Regions from separate parts of the Homo sapiens genome. Here region 2 is linked to region 1. Evidence: chromatin contacts called from ENCODE Hi-C data. All regions are on one chromosome and are shown on one strand. The core of a region is the stretch at or near the end of the contact, and the rest is flanking DNA. Distances in the headings are between cores, read along the strand shown.

Region 1 (5,472 bases), core at 1,798-4,297:
GGTGGCAGCACTGGGCCTGAGGTGACTAGTCTCAACTTCTGTTGCCACTGGATGGAAGCAGCCTCATCTTTTCATTACAATATATAACACAAGTGTTCATTTTCTAAGCATGCTGAAATTGAAAAAGTTTGGGAAGTACTGTCCTAAGCCACAACATATGAGAAACCCAGTATTATGAAGAGTTCAAAATAACTGCTTCTCTGTTAAAGATGTTTTTTCAGCAGATCTTTGGAACCTCAAAATTTATTCCATGTGGTTCTTAAAGCTTTAGAACCTATCTATGAGGATGCCCGCCATTTCCATTGTTAAAGTGGCCATATAAAATCTCATTTAAAAATCTAAGAATTTTGAATGTACCCAAAGGTTTCCATTTACATAGAAATGGGATCCACCAGGGAATGCCCATTTCATTCATTCATAGAATATTGATTTGGTGGCAGACACTGGGCTAGTTCCTGGAGATAAAAGGGTGAACAAACCTTTTTTATTTTTTATTTTTTTAATTTTAAGACAGGGTCTCTCGCTCTGTCACCTAGGCTGGAGTACAGTGGCACAATCATAGTTCACTGCAGCCTTGAACTCCTGGGCTCAAGCAATCCTCCCACCTCAGCCTCCACAGTAACTAGAACTAGAGGCACGAACCACTGTGTCCAGCTATTTTGGTTTGATTTTTAGAATAGGAGACAAGATTTCACTATGTTGCCCAAGCTCATCTTGAACTCCTGGCCTCAAGTGATCCTCTTGCCTCAGCCACCCAAAGTCTGGCCCAAGACGTGGTTTTTTATCTCAAGAAATTTACAGTCCAGTGGGGAGACAGAATTAATTAAATAACTAAAACAATAAAAACTGTAAGATGGGGAGGTTACATGGTACTGTAGGAGGATCTAGTAGAAGAGACTATTGAAATAAGATAAAAACATGATTAGTAGATAGCTGGGGCAAAGAGTGGGGGTAGGTTTGGTGGAGAACTCCAGGCAGAGACAATAGCACGCAATGGCCTAGGAGACATCAAAAGTCTAGTGAGACCAGAGGACAGAAAATGTCTGGAAATAAAGCCAAAGGGGTAGCAGAGGCAATTCAAAGGGGCTTCCTTCACAGAGTAACTGGAAGCCACTGAAAGGGTTTAAGCAGCATAGTGACATTAACAGATTTACTTTTCAAGATCACAGTAGCTGCAGTATAGAGAAGTGGTCTCAAAGTAGACACAATTTAAGGTGGAGGAGGGAAGATGTATTTTTATTCTATTTTTTATCCTTTAAAAATGCTTTTAAAATGGATTATAATCATATTAGCTAAGAAATACTAATTATGGCTAGCTTTTGGGCACATAGTATATATCTGAATACTAAGCAGTTTACATATATTCATTTAATCTTAATACCCTGTGAGGTTGGTACTATTATTATCCTCAATTTACAGGTAGGTAAAATGGGACAGCGAGCTTAAGCAGTCAGTCCAAAGTCACTCAGTAAGGAAGTATTAGAGCAGGATTTAAACCCAGATGTCTGACTTCAGAGCCTGTAACTTCATTAGATCATGTACCATTTTTCAACAGTACATGTATGTAATTTAAAATTAAATATATATATGGAGAATAGAAGTTCAAATTTTTTTCTGAACACCAGTGAAAACAAAGATTTAGGAGGGGTGGTTGGTAGCGTGGATGTGGAAAGGAGCCTAGCAGTAGACTAGGTAAGAAATAACAGTATCTTGGATTATGGAGGTAGTGATGGAGAGAAGGGGATGGATTTACATGTTTAGTAAGTAAAATTGGACTGCGTGATGGCTTGGATATGGAAGTTAGGGATGAATAAAGTGTCAAGGATGACTCTTTGGTTTCTGACTTGCATAAATGGATTAGAGAGTGAGACACAGGCAGAGGCCATAGGAACAGGTTGGGTCATTCTGCTCAGTTTTTCTTTGGACCACAGTAGAGACCACAGCACACTGCTCTTTCAATACTCTGTTAAATGACAAACTTATTACAGGTTATTTCTGTCATAAACATAAAAGCTTCACTCTGTCAATTATGTTTCCTATCTTGCGTTAAAAATTACATAGTCAAAATTTCATCCATTTTCTTTTAAAAATGTGGAGTTAAGTCTTATAAAATGGGGAAGTGAATGATAGTTGCTGTAACAGGCTAATAGAAGGTTTAGCACCCCTCTTCTGTATACTAACTTTTTAAGTTATATTTATTCATCCCTTAAGATGTGGGACAGGTGGAAAAATTACCTTTCCACTTTGTATTTATGATTTCTAAGTACTAAACTTTTAAAGCCTGTTAATATTATCCCTTCCCAGGTCTTAGAATAATTACACAAAAGTACTGGACTGGTTTAAAAGATATTTGATTCTAGTCTATTTTGTTCATTTGTAGAATTTCTAGTGGTCTAAAAACGATTCTTTTACAAATCAGGAGAAATAGGAATACCTACTATCGGTTTGAATCTCAAACGAACAGCCACAAGAAAAATGGACTTTTTAAAAAAAATTATCTAACAGCATGTTGTCCCAATAAATAATGCTGAAGGAGATTCCTTCTCGTTTCAAATTTGCCAGAAACTTCCCGTTTAACCTCAGCAAAATACAGATCGTTTTGATCTATGGCGTTACCGCACAACCCTGTCAGGTCACATCACTAAACTGCAGATAACAGCGACAAGGCCGAAAACTATGTTAGACGGATCCGCGTCCATACCCCCCATCAGTTAATTTTAACTCTTCATTCGGTACAGGTCACTCTACACATGCTTCCCTGCAAAATGCTTAAGCTAGACACAGTGTACAGATAACTTTCACAGAACCGCAAGGGCTTGATGCTCCCCCAACAGAACGGCTTGAGCTTTCCCCAGCGCAATTCAGAAATGCTGTGGCGGTCGCCAGACTCTTCGGGTAGCTCCCGGCAGCTCCGAGGTAGCGCTCCCCTCCCCAACCATCGCCCTCCGGGATGGGCCGCACCGAAGAGCCCGCTCCTCAGCTAGGGCACGAAGTGCGCCGCCGCGATGGGCAGCTGGAGGAAGGGGCGTGACGCAAGTGGAACTCCCGCGTGACGTCGCGCGGGCTCCCGGGCGGGGCGGGTCCGGCCGCCTCCGAGCCCGGCCGGCAGCCCCCGGCCTTAAAGCGCGGGCTGTCCGGAGGGGTCGGCTTTCCCACCGAGGATTTGGCACTCTGGTGAGGGAAAAGGGCGAAAGAGAAAAGCGAGCAGCCGTCCTTTCACAGCCTCAGAAAGTGCTCGCTTCCCTTCGGGGGCTTTCGCGAATCCCGAGGCAATCTCGGAGGCGGTGAGTAAAAGCAATCTCTTTACCCCACCCGGAGCTCTGGGTCGGAGCGACTGCTTCTGGTCTGGAGCTGCGTGCTTGGCGAAGGGCTCCCGGGGTAGGGGTGGCTCCCGGCTCTGGGGTTGTGTCTGATGAAATAGGCCGGGCCCGGGCTACACTCGGTGGTGGTGGACCGGCGGGAGGACGAGCGCTACCTCAGTACTACTTCTGGGTCTCCCGCGCGGGCTGAGGAAGCGCCTTTCGCCGCCAAGCCCGCCCCGCGCATGCGCCGACTGCGGCTCGCGCGCGCGCTTCGGAGGTTTTTTGGCCAGACCCGCACGCGGAACCGGCGCGGGCACCTGGGGAGAAATGGATGGAGAAGGGACCTGGCTGGAAAGCCTTTGCCCCGCTGCTCTGCTCCGCCCATAAGAGGACCCCTGAAATGTCCCGTGCAGTTTGTTCAAGTCCCCTGTGTGATGAAATGTGCCTCTCGCCTTACCCGTGTGAGAATACCTGTGGTGTGGCAGCGAGTATTTTGGTGAGCACCTGCAGTGTAGTGGTTTATACTAAGGAATACACACAAATTACAGGCCTTTGAGCCCAGAATGCAACTTGGGAGGTAAGACGTGACGTTCTGAGAGATTGAAAAATGTACATTGTCGTCGTGCCTCGAATAACGGTTCATTGCAGAGAGAGATGCTAACAAAAAGTGCCGGGCATGCGGGTAGGTGGAAAGGGTTTTGCGAGCCAGAATTTGCAAGTTGAATGTTTTGTTTTTATGTTTTGTTTTTAAGGCACTGTACATCACTTACTTGAAGATAGATACGTAAAGGATGCTTATTTTACACTCTTTAAACGAATATGTTAATACTTTTTCGGTCATTGAAGTAATTAAACCTTCATTTTAAACTGTTGACTTAATAGAAATCGTTTATGTCTTCTTTTTTTTTCTTTTTGCTGCAGAGAGGTATTTTTTCTTTATTTTATTATTATTTTTTATACTTTAAGTTCTAGGGTACATATGCACGACGTGCAGGTTTGTTACATATGCATACATGTGCCATGTTGGTGTGCTGCACCCATTAACTCGTCATTTACTTTAGGTATATCTCCTAATCCTATCCCTCCCCCCACCCCACGGCAGGCCCCGGTGTGTGACGTTCCCCTTCCTGTGTCCAGGTGTTCTCATTGTTCAGTTCCCACCTATGATTGAGAACATGCGGGCTACAGAGAGGTATTTTACAGTTATTGGTCTCATGACTTGATTTCCATCCCTGACATAGCCATGTCCCAGCTGTGTGACCTTGGACATTTACTGCCTTACGCCTCTTCCCCCAACTCTAAAATGAAATTATAGTAGCTGTCTTACAGAGTTTTTCTGAAGGTTAGGTAGAATATAAATATTCTATAATATATAATTATATATTAAATAATATATAAATACAAATATTAATATTAATATTCTATAGTTTCTGGTATGTGGGAAACAAATGGTGACTTTTATTCACAATTATATATAGGCCCATTTGTTTATCTGTTAGAGTTAAAGATAGAATAAAAACCTCTTTGGTAACAAAACTAATGCAGTGCACCTAATTCTACTTTTAAAAACTTTTTTACAGAAATAAATGTACACAAGAGAAATACTGGAATTATGAACCCCATTGTATACGCACCCACCCAGCTTCAGAAATTGTTGAAGTTCAGCCCTTGTTTCATCTCTTCACCCAACATCCATTTTTGTTTGTTTTTGCTGGATTTTTTTTTTTTCAAGCAAATCGCAGAGTATATCCCTTTACCTGTAAATATCTCGGTAAATATCCCTTTAACAGATAAGGCCTTTCTAAAAAAAAAACAAACAAAACCGCATCATTATCATACCCAAGAAAATTAATAATTTCCTAATATCTAAAATCCAGCTCATATTTAGTTTCTGGATTATTTTTTAAAAGTCTAATCACAATTTTTGCAAAGCTTGATAGTTTATTTTTGTAGCTCTTGACGGTTCACCAAGTGGCTTCACATATACTCCTGCTCCCTTCAGAATTACTCTTTCAGCCCCTTTGTCAGAGACCTCAGGAAATGGTTAGCAGGAAACAATCAGTTTGCTTTGGCTAAGGAGCCAGATGTGAGGTTTAGTAGACTTGCTGATCACTATTACTTTTTAAGTTGTAGCTAATTAATGGTTTCATTTTAAGAACACATATTAAAA
Region 2 (5,472 bases), core at 1,356-3,855, 760 kb before region 1:
CATTCCCTCGTTAGGTTGGAAAACCAGTCTGAAAAAATAAATACAATCTGTGACCATGAAAAGGAGCAATCACTTATTTTTCCCATATGTTTTGAACATTATTTTTAAAAATAGATTGGGAATCTGGAGGGTAAAATGCCGGGTCCCTTCCCGAGCCCTTAGAGCCCGAACGTTGTCGAATCGGTCAATGTCCACCCCGCTGCTCACCTCTGTCCCAGCAGCGCCGGGGCCAGCGCGCCCTCCCGCCGCGTCTGCGGAGCTGCGGGAAAAGCAGGTCCCCGGGGGGTATCGAGTGTCCAGGGATATCCACGCAGACATCCTTGTACTTGCAAATACAAAGAAACACACAGGACAGAGATCAGGCTCGCGCCAGGGCTCGATCTCCTCGGGGCTCAGGGTTGGAGGCCGTACACAGCCTGGACACAAACTGAGCCAAAGAGTTTATTTTTAGCAAATAAGATATGAGTTTTTAGAAAATTGCTTCGAATAGCAAATCCGAGAAACATTATTTCAAAACGTTGGAATCAAAGGAAATCAAATGCCCACAACCCATTTCCGTCAGTGCTTACAAATGAGCTTCTGCAAAACCCAGTCCACTTAAACATTTGGTCGGAACTCACGAAAAGAACCAAAAGCAAGGCATTCCGAGTCCTGGCGGGGGTTGAGCGGCCGGGCGGACGCCTGGCTATCTCTTCTGGGAGTCGCGCATTCGATCGCATTCAGGTTAAAATTTAAAGCCCCTGGATCCTGCTCCAGTCGCCAGCCTCTCCATTCCAGAGTTTTCTACCTTCAGCCTTTTCCAAATGCGGCCACGCTGAAACTGGGAGCCGCCGCAGTGATTGGGGGAGGCAAAGTGGAACGTAATAAAAGTGACTAAATTGGATGAGAACGGTTTCTGGACCTTCTCGGTAGCAATTTAAAATTCAGAAGTGTTTAGAAGCAATTTACAACGAAGAATGAAAAACGAAGAATTCTCGCCAACTTCCTGAATTCCTTGCCCCCTCCCCCGCACTGCCAGGCCCTGTCCCGCTCCCCCAGGAGCCACAAGTTCACAACTCACAGTTACGTGCAGAGGAAACAACGCTTAGCTACGAGGTCTCACCATCTCTGGAAACCATACTTTACAAGGCACCTCTCCACCCCAGTTCAACTCTGCACAGGCTCCTCTTCCTTCCCTAACTGGGAAAACACGAAAATAGAAACAAAACAAAAAACCAGAGCCTAAACGCTTTCTAGGAGACCGACCTTCAGAAAATCATTTACTTGGATTTACCTGGGCGGGGGGTAGGGGGTGGGGTCGGGGTAAAGTATAAAAATTCATTCTCACAAAAACAACGCCTCTTGTCCTAAAGTCTCCCTCGGCAGCCTTCTGGGGTCACGTCTGTCGGAAGAAATCCTTTCTGTAAGCGAAAGGGAGCGAGACATATATCACGGCTCCTGCAGCGGACGAGCCTGCGGCCGCGCGAGTTGCCGCTGACAGATCGGCGCTGATAACCCCGCGACGTTCATTTCCAGTCCCTTTTGCCCGCTAGGGACCGTATCAGTTTGTACAGAGTTGTGATAACTGTTTGGAGGGAGCGAAGAGGGGGTGTGTATATGAACGTGGGGGTGGGGAAGCAGCATTTAGCGCTGGGTCCAGGGAAGGTGACACCCCCTCTTCGCAGTGACTTATCTGTGACTTACCTGAAACTCTCCAGGGAAATATCAGAAACTCTCCAGGGACATCAAAAGTTGGAGAGCGTCCTCGGACACGACTGATGTGGAAGCCCTTTTCCATTCTGCGTACCCCATAGACTACCTTTCCGTACATGACGACCCGAGTTAAAGTTCCCAAAGGTCAGCTGGGGAATGTTGTCTTGAGGTTCCCGAAACCACCACGACCTGAGCCGTAGCATCCCGAGATAGGGTCGGAGAAAGTTTAAGGTCGGTCTCACACAACTTCAGGGCAAAAAGCGCATTTGCTGTGAAGGGGCTAGGCGGGGGTTGGGGGGCGGGGGGGCGCAGAGCACGTTCCCCCTTCCTTCTGGGGGCGTGCTGACCCAAGGTCTGGAGCGCCCCTCCCGCCGCGGCGGCGGCGCGGGACTGTGCACTGCCAACTCCTCCCGTGCCAAGGCTCCCTCCCCCTCCCTCGTGTGGGTGTGTGTGTGCGACTGCGGGAGCGGGAGGGTGCACCGCCGCTGGATGGGTGCGGGTCGCTAGCCAGGTCAGGCGTTCTGTGGCCTCCGCCCCTCCCCCGGGGTCCCTGGGCTCGGTGCCCCCCGGGTGGACTCGCCCCCACTCCGGGGACAGGGCTTGCGGCTCAGCCCACGCCCGCAGGCAGCGCGGCTCTCATTGTCTGCCTGGGCGGCGCGCTCCCCTCCCCCCTCGCCGTCCCCTCCCCACCCTCTTTTCTCTCCTCCCCTCGATCCCTCCTCCTCCTCTTCACCTCCAGCGCCCAGCTGCTCGCTGAGCGCAGTTCCGACCCACAGCCTGGCACCCTTCGGCGAGCGCTGTTTGTTTAGGGCTCGGTGAGTCCAATCAGGAGCCCAGGCTGCAGTTTTCCGGCAGAGCAGTAAGAGGCGCCTCCTCTCTCCTTTTTATTCACCAGCAGCGCGGCGCAGACCCCGGACTCGCGCTCGCCCGCTGGCGCCCTCGGCTTCTCTCCGCGCCTGGGAGCACCCTCCGCCGCGGCCGTTCTCCATGCGCAGCGCCCGCCCGAGGTTCGGCTGCTTCCTCCTCGCGCGATCTCCCCGCTTTCCTCCCCTCCACCCCTACTCGTCGCGGGCCCCTGGCCTCCGGCTCTCCGGCCCTCTCCAGGCCGCGGTCGGCTCCGACGGTGTTTCCCTCCTTCCCTCCGGGCGGGCTGAGGCGGCTCCCAGGCTCCCGGGACACCGCGGACCAACTTCTAGTCTCTTTTTCTCTCCTCGAAGCGCTTATCTGCGCGCAGCCTTATCTCCGAGTTATCTCGGCGCAAAGGGGCGGGAGCCGGTAGTTAGGCAGGCAGAGAAACTTCTTTCTTGCTATCTAGCCAGGTCTGTGTGTGGGCATTAATTTTAGTGTGGTAATCTCCGATGAGCCGAGGCGATTTGGAAGAGCAGCCTGGAGGAGGCCAGCCCGGCTGCATTTCACCTCCCTCCCCCACTCGCTCCGAGTCTCCCTGTCATTCTTCCTGCTCTCCCATTTGGGGTCGCCTCGGCTCTGGGGCGGTCTCACGCTCCCCCCTCCCCAGCCCGTTGCGTTCCCCCTCCTTTTCTCTGCTCTCCGCTCCACCCCGCTACGTCCGATTCCGGAACGGTCCGGCGTTTCTGCTGCTGGAGATGACCGCGGGGTGGGCCGGGTGGCCCGGCCGGCGTGAGCGCGCACGCTGGTGGCTGCAGGCGCGGGCCGTGTCTAAGGTGTGCGGCGCCGCGGGGACGCCGGTGGGGCTGGCGATTCCCGCCCCACAAGCTCTCCGCATTGCCTCTGCTGGGAAGGACCCAGACTGCTGCCCCCGCCCTGGCGTCCCACTTTCCCTGGGCCGAGTTGCATTTCTCTCTGGGGCTCGCGTTCGGGCTGGTCAGCGCAGTCCGGGAAGCTCTGGGAGAGCCAATATAGGAGAACGCGGCGGTTTCGTTTTCGGGGACAGGTTGCCTTCCTTACGCGAAGGGTTTTCCCGTGGGGAACCCTCACCCCGAGGCATTTCGGGAGAGGGGCATCCGCAGAGAGGCGGGATGCGGCGGTGCCGACACGCACAGCTACTTAAATTCTTTTGTGTGTCATCAGCCCGGGGGAGACACTTTAGGGCGGAAGGAAAGCCTCAGCCAGCTTCTGCAGATCACCCCTGGGATCTGGCGCGCGCACGGAGAAAGGATGCGGCCGAGGGGGTGGGCGGGGAGGACGCGGGGACCGGAGCGGTGCCTTTGAGGGAGGGCTGGTATCCCAGCCCTTCCAGGGCCCTGTGGCGGCTGCGCAGGCTCCCTTCCCCTCCCTTATTGATCTCCACGCCCGGGGCAGAAATAGGATCTTTGAGAAGTCTCAAATGGGATCTTTGAGAAGTCAGATCCCATTTGAACTAGAAAAAGGAGTGGAGGCGAGGTAGCGTGCAGCCTACGCTCTTGTTAACCCGTCGATCTCCTACCATACCCGTCTCCCCCACCCCACCTCAGGAGCTAGACGTCAGCTTGGAGCGGCGCCGGACCGTGGATGGCCTTGACTGACGGCGGCTGGTGCTTGCCGAAGCGCTTCGGGGCCGCGGGTGCGGACGCCAGCGACTCCAGAGCCTTTCCAGCGCGGGAGCCCTCCACGCCGCCTTCCCCCATCTCTTCCTCGTCCTCCTCCTGCTCCCGGGGCGGAGAGCGGGGCCCCGGCGGCGCCAGCAACTGCGGGACGCCTCAGCTCGACACGGAGGCGGCGGCCGGACCCCCGGCCCGCTCGCTGCTGCTCAGTTCCTACGCTTCGCATCCCTTCGGGGCTCCCCACGGACCTTCGGCGCCTGGGGTCGCGGGCCCCGGGGGCAACCTGTCGAGCTGGGAGGACTTGCTGCTGTTCACTGACCTCGACCAAGCCGCGACCGCCAGCAAGCTGCTGTGGTCCAGCCGCGGCGCCAAGCTGAGCCCCTTCGCACCCGAGCAGCCGGAGGAGATGTACCAGACCCTCGCCGCTCTCTCCAGCCAGGGTCCGGCCGCCTACGACGGCGCGCCCGGCGGCTTCGTGCACTCTGCGGCCGCGGCGGCAGCAGCCGCGGCGGCGGCCAGCTCCCCGGTCTACGTGCCCACCACCCGCGTGGGTTCCATGCTGCCCGGCCTACCGTACCACCTGCAGGGGTCGGGCAGTGGGCCAGCCAACCACGCGGGCGGCGCGGGCGCGCACCCCGGCTGGCCTCAGGCCTCGGCCGACAGCCCTCCATACGGCAGCGGAGGCGGCGCGGCTGGCGGCGGGGCCGCGGGGCCTGGCGGCGCTGGCTCAGCCGCGGCGCACGTCTCGGCGCGCTTCCCCTACTCTCCCAGCCCGCCCATGGCCAACGGCGCCGCGCGGGAGCCGGGAGGCTACGCGGCGGCGGGCAGTGGGGGCGCGGGAGGCGTGAGCGGCGGCGGCAGTAGCCTGGCGGCCATGGGCGGCCGCGAGCCCCAGTACAGCTCGCTGTCGGCCGCGCGGCCGCTGAACGGGACGTACCACCACCACCACCACCACCACCACCACCATCCGAGCCCCTACTCGCCCTACGTGGGGGCGCCACTGACGCCTGCCTGGCCCGCCGGACCCTTCGAGACCCCGGTGCTGCACAGCCTGCAGAGCCGCGCCGGAGCCCCGCTCCCGGTGCCCCGGGGTCCCAGTGCAGGTAAGGGTCGCGCCTCAGGTTCGGGGTGCGGGTCCAAAGCGCTGGGGCGCACGGGGGACGTGGAGCAGCTGCTCCACTCGGGCCCTGTTTTCAGGACTTTCTCGTCCGGGTGCGCGGAGGTCGGCCTGGTCCCAGGAAGGATTTGCAGGCCTGTGGCTGGGTAACCCAGAGTCCGG

Evidence for each region. A loop is a pair of places that touch in the nucleus more often than their neighbours do. Pooled maps may share reads with other maps.
Region 2: a map of heart right ventricle shows a loop between it and region 1 (10-fold over the local background). The contact joins the promoter of GATA6 here to the promoter of RBBP8 in region 1. A Hi-C loop is called at or near these places in 4 of 168 maps with a recorded cell type or tissue (ascending aorta, chondrocyte, heart right ventricle and 1 more) and 8 of 50 pooled maps.

The regions. Positions count from the first base shown.
Region 1 is chr18:22,930,281-22,935,752 of GRCh38, forward strand. RBBP8 (RB binding protein 8, endonuclease) reads left to right here and starts at 3,048. Exons shown (of 19, transcript NM_002894.3): 1 at 3,048-3,284. It overlaps RBBP8-AS1 (RBBP8 antisense RNA 1), which reads right to left and starts at 3,484. Exons shown (of 5, transcript NR_198963.1): 1 at 3,308-3,484. MIR4741 (microRNA 4741) reads left to right here and starts at 3,069; the gene lies at 3,069-3,158. RefSeq lists enhancers at 2,778-3,618, 3,302-3,431, 3,792-3,841 and a silencer at 3,092-3,171.
Region 2 is chr18:22,166,984-22,172,455 of GRCh38, forward strand. GATA6 (GATA binding protein 6) reads left to right here and starts at 2,606. Exons shown (of 7, transcript NM_005257.6): 1 at 2,606-2,699; 2 at 4,125-5,296. The coding sequence starts at 4,162. It overlaps GATA6-AS1 (GATA6 antisense RNA 1 (head to head)), which reads right to left and starts at 1,985. Exons shown (of 2, transcript NR_102763.1): 1 at 1,684-1,985; 2 at 1-1,400. RefSeq lists enhancers at 251-754, 3,976-4,861, 4,862-5,472.